2 separate regions of the Mus musculus genome follow, and region 1 is linked to region 2. Evidence: chromatin loops called from intact Hi-C (ENCODE). Cell type or tissue: left cerebral cortex. All regions are shown on one strand.

Region 1 (2,500 bases), 94 kb after region 2:
GAAAGCAAAGCGTCAGGAGTGAGGCACAGCCACTTTACGGAAAGACAACCAGGCTGGATCCCAGCATCTCGCGGGAAGCGACTTCCCTCACACACCTCGCCAGGACAGAGCCTGTTTTATACTTTCCTTACCTACTCAAACCTCCTCTTCCTTCCTCCAGGCCCTGCTACATCCAAACCCCAGAGCCCATAACCAAGGGCTGGGCCTGCTACATGGGGCCCTACCTGGCCTGGGGTCCACAACTCTCTTCCTCTGGCCCGGCTGTCCTCCGGGGCCATATGCCCAGCTCTTTCCTTGAATGCTGGCTCCCTCTTCTCCCTGCCTGGACCCTGTCCCATTTCCTCTTGCCTTTGCCCTGCCTCTCCCAGGCTCCTCTCTTTGGGGCACAGGGTGGTCACGGAGGGGCCAGGTACCCAATCAGCTGAGGATCTTTGTGTGACTGGGTTTAGGGACAGTCAGGCATTGGGAAGCCAGGCTTGCTCATGGGAAAGAGCCCTGGAGGGAGGGAACGTAGGGGCCTTGTCTCAGGGGACCCTCCAGTTCCCTGTGAAGAGTAACTAGTGGGGTGAGGCAAGGCAGACAGGGAATGAGTCCAGAGGTACCAGGTGTTTTGGATGCCCTGTTCTTGTCTGGACACTTTGGAGCTTTTACTCTAGGGGCGCCTTCGGGTTACAGTGTCACCTGTTGCTGGAGATAAGGGCTGGAGCATTAGATGGTGTGGGGGTTATTTTATGACTGTAATAAAATGGAGCTGACCCTAGACAAAGAACTATGTGGGGCAAGCTGGTGGTACAGGGTGTACGTCTGAGTGCCTGAGAGAGGGGTGTGGGAGCCCTCAGTGGGCTCGAGGCCAGAGAAGGGTAGAATCACTCCCCCCAAACCGGGGGAAGCTGCTCTTCTCGCCAGTGTCTGAAGTGTCGGTAGAATAAGGCTGGTGAGGGTAGGCCAGGGACTCTGGCCAGTCTGTTGAGATCTGAGCAAGCTGCAGGCCCGGCTTGGAGCAAGTATTAGAAGGTTGGTTTGACTTTCTGTTGCCAGAGGCAACACCATCCCAAGAAAGTCTATGCCTACAGGCCTAGCTGGGGCTGGCAGCAGGGACCAGAGGAAGAGTGGGTCCTGCCTCCCTGTCAGCCCAAGTCTGAGCAAGACTAAGCACGTAAGTGTAAGCCAGAGGAGAGATTCGGGAGGTAGAGCAGGCAGCAGACTCCAAGGTAGCATTCTGCCCGACCCCCACAGGGAGTCCAGAGAGCGTACCTTGGTCTTGAAGGAATGGAGTTGGGGCTGACCTGGGCCCAAGGTCATGGGTGCTCCAGTGCAGGGCAGCCCAGTAGGTCTGGTAAAGCAGGGATTCCTGTATGTGGATGGAGTTACCACAGGGCTCCCCGAGGCTGCTTAGCGAGTTATCTCCAGGGTCTGAGACCTGGCCCACCAAACTCAGTTGTCACCAGAGCCCCGAGTATAGAGTCCAGGAAAACAAATGGCCAGATGTGGAACCCTGAGGCATATTTTGGCTGCATCTTCCCCAAAAGAGCTGTCAAGGCTGATGGAAAGGGATGCAGGATGTCAAGTGGGCAGATGTGGTCCCTATACCCAGGGTGTGGTTGGGTCCTAGAGAAGGGGGTCCAAGAGGATGGGCTCACTGCCATCTGAGGACTCCAGGCCCTGATGGGAAGGGAGGCCAGGGACTTCCCAGGAAGAGGATGGGGTGGCATGCCCACCCCCAGTTTTAGCCTTCCCCTCCCCCCCAGGGCTGTACATATTCCATCCCCTTGTCTGACCCACAAGTATCCTCCTCCACCAACCACCACTTCCTCTAGTGCTCACCTCTCTCATAGGCCCGCCCTCGGGATCCGAGCCAACCATCCTGCATCACAGACTGGTTTGGGGGCTTCTTCACGTACATTTTATTTTATTTTATTTCATTTCATTTGTACAGCAAAACATTCTTTTCAAATGTGTCTTTTGACTGAAGTAACTTTTCTGGTGCTGTTAACTTGTATTTTTTTTTTTTAATTTATTTTGCCGCCCCTCCTTGTTCCTACTCACCCTCCCCTAACCCCCAGCCCCAGCCCATCACTTTTATTCTGTTCTTTCTGCCAAGTTTGGGATAAATTCTCCCGCCCACCCCGGTTTCCATCCTCTCCTTGATTTAAATAGTCACTGCTACAAAGTAACAAATGCACTGTGAAGATCCCAGTATTAATAAAGCAGTACTGTAGTTAACGCCCCGGCTTCCTCCTGGCTCCCCTGGGCTGCCGGCTTCGCTCACCTCTGCTTCCTACCCCTGCGCCATACCTTTGTCATCATCCCTGGCCTGGAACTCCAAGCCAGGTGTCATTGATTTAAGTTCAGGGGCGGGGGGTTGGGGGGTGAGGGACAACTTGGGCAAGGACCTAGGTTGGTCTTTGATGTGCTCCCACGGGGACTGTGGGGAAAGCCAGAGGAAGCGAACAAATAGAAATATGGTCAAGAGGCACCTGGACACCTGAGCAGACATTAC
Region 2 (2,500 bases):
ATGTAGTTTTGGAATTGGCTTCTTTGACTCAGCATGTCAAAGTTCATCCATTATATAACCTGTTGCTCTTTATTGCTAAATAATATTTTAGTTTGTTTATCCATGCATAGGCATGTGGGCTCTGCCCACCTTTTGACTATGGTAGGTGGTCACACTAGCATAAGATACAGGATACAGACTTGCATTGCTCTTGGGTGGGGCTCTTAGAGGGCACACAGGTGCCCACAGCTGCTGGGCACCTGTGTCTAACTTCTGAGGAGCTTCCAGCCTGTTGTACAGCCTGTGGCAACACCACTTCACATTTCCACCAGTGATGTGTACCTAGCCAACACTCGCATTTTCTTGCATTTCGTCATTAGCCCTCCTTGTGGATGAGAAATAGCATCATATTGTGAACTTGACCTGCATTCCCTGCTGGCCACGATGTTACATAACCTAAGTCATGTACAGCCACTGCCCTTGGACCTTCAGACCTTTCTGAAATGTCCCATTTGTATTCAGCATGAGTGTGTCCCCAGCTTGTGAGAGCCCTGAGCCTAGCTGAGCACTGGGGCCTGTAAAAGTGCTGGATCCTTGGCTTCCTTCTCAGGAGCCTCAGTGGAGGAGTGGGTGCTGAGGAGGAGAGAACAGGGTCTTGTCTCTACAGACAAGTAGGCAGGCTTCAGGAAGCATCACCTTGTCCCTCTTCTTCCCACAGGAGGTCCAGGTTCCTGTGACTCCAGCTTTGGAAGTGGCATCAATGTCTTCACCTCAGCCAAGTAAGTGCTTTGTGAAAAGCCAGTGGTCTAAGTCTTTCTGGGTGCAAGAGATTGCAGCAGAGACCCAAGGAAACTGTCTGAGGCCACTCTTGGGGGAGTTTCTGATACACAGAGGAGATACTTGAGGAAACCTGAAGGGCCACAGGCACCCTCTCCCCGGTGCCTCTGGACAGAAGGCCTTTGGGAAAGATGGGAAGCCACTGGAGGTCTGTAGATGCACATCCTAGAAACCCAGCCGTGTGTGGTGATGGCTTTGGGGCTGCAGTTCCCTTTGCCAACATCTTTTCTTTATCCAAGGCAAGGCCGACTCTGGGCAGGGGAGGCATGGAGAAGAAGAAGGAAGGAAGGGCACAGCAGGCGAGAGAGTGATCCAGGCACAGGCACCAGAACGGTCCCACCTTCTCCCAGGATAGGTGTCATAGGACAGGCTTCCACGGGGGGGCAGTGCAGGCCAGGGAGCAAAGTCATAGCCTGCCTTGCCAACCCCTTGGGAGAGAACTGTCATGGTTCTCCCGTGGGCTGTGTCTGCTGACCTGCCTGCTGGAGCTGCTTCTTTGAAGCATTAGCACCTGTGCCTAAGGTGGATGACATTTCTACAGTGATTTCCTCTGAACTCAACGTTGAGCCATTGCCTGGGGAGCCAATGGAGAAAATGTAAAAAGTCAGCCCTTAAATATGATCCTGACTTCAATACACTTTAATGGCAGACAACACAGTAACCAGCAGATTTCTAGGAGACAGGAGAACTGTAAAGGGGTAGGGGACCAAGCCACTGTGAATGGTGAAGTGCTCCCACAGCCGGGCTCTGTGCTTACCTTGGTCAGACCATTGGGTCTGCTAGTCCTGGGGTTGACAGAACCATTATATCTATTTTAGGGATGAAGAAGATTGAGGAAATAGGCTACTCTATACAGAATGGTTTTAGGGGAAGGTCGTGTGGCTGGGGAGAAGGGACAACAGCTTAGACTGAGAAGCTGGCAGGATGGAAGATGTGTTTGAGAAGGAGGCTTGGCAGCTTTTCCTATTTGTTTTGTTTTTTGTTTGTTTTCTCGTGTCTTTTTATTTATTTATTTTTATTAGATATTTTCTTTATATACATTTCAAATGCTATCCCGAAAATTCCCTATACCCTCCCTCTGCCCTGCTTCCCTACCCACCCACTCCCGCTTCTTGGCCCTGGCATTCCCCTGCACTGGGGCATATAAAGTTTGCAATACCAAGGGGCCTCTCTTCCCAATGATGGCCGACTAGGCCATCTTCTGCTACATATGCAGCTAGAGACAGGAGCTCTGGGGGGTACTGGTTAGTTCATGTTGTTCCACCTATAGGGTTGCAGACCCCCTTCAGCTCTTTGGGTGCTTTCTCTAGCTCCTCCATTGGGGGCCCTGTGTTCTGTCTTATAGATGACTGTGAGCATCCACTTCTGTATTTGCCAGGCACTGGCATAGCCTCATATGAGATAGCTATAACAGGGTCCCTTCAGCAAATCTTTCTGACATATGCAATAGTGTCTGGGTTTGGTGGCTGATTATGGGATGGATCCCCAGGTGGGTTAGTCTCTGGATAGTCCATTCTTTCATCTCAGCTCAGAACTTTGTCTCTGTAACTCCTTTCACAGGTATTTTGTTCCCTATTCTAAGGAGGAACAAAGTATCCACCCATTGATCTTTCCTTTTCTTGATTTTCTTGTGTTTTGCAAATTGTATCTTGGGTGTTCTATGTTTCTGGGCTAATTCCACTTA

The links. Hi-C counts contacts between places; a loop is a spot of excess contacts. Peaks named below come from ENCODE experiments on the same cell type or tissue, not always from the same donor. Only the 100,000 strongest peaks of a DNase experiment are listed, where the experiment ranks them.
Region 1: it touches region 2 in a loop (4-fold over the local background); 4 of 42 quality-filtered maps call a loop at or near these places.

What each region holds. Positions count from the first base shown.
Region 1 is chr8:110,739,178-110,741,677 of GRCm38, forward strand. It overlaps Mtss2 (MTSS I-BAR domain containing 2), which reads left to right. Exons shown (of 14, transcript NM_198625.2): 14 at 1-2,224. Among named protein-coding and RNA genes, the nearest start is that of Gm15894, 15 kb to the right of the region's middle. In left cerebral cortex, no CTCF peak of the experiment used is centred here; a DNase peak (open chromatin) is centred at 1,082.
Region 2 is chr8:110,645,061-110,647,560 of GRCm38, forward strand. Vac14 (Vac14 homolog (S. cerevisiae)) reads left to right here. Exons shown (of 19, transcript NM_146216.3): 10 at 698-758. Among named protein-coding and RNA genes, the nearest start is that of n-TGgcc10, 15 kb to the left of the region's middle. In left cerebral cortex, a CTCF peak has its summit at 1,200 (motif pointing right); a DNase peak (open chromatin) is centred at 1,209.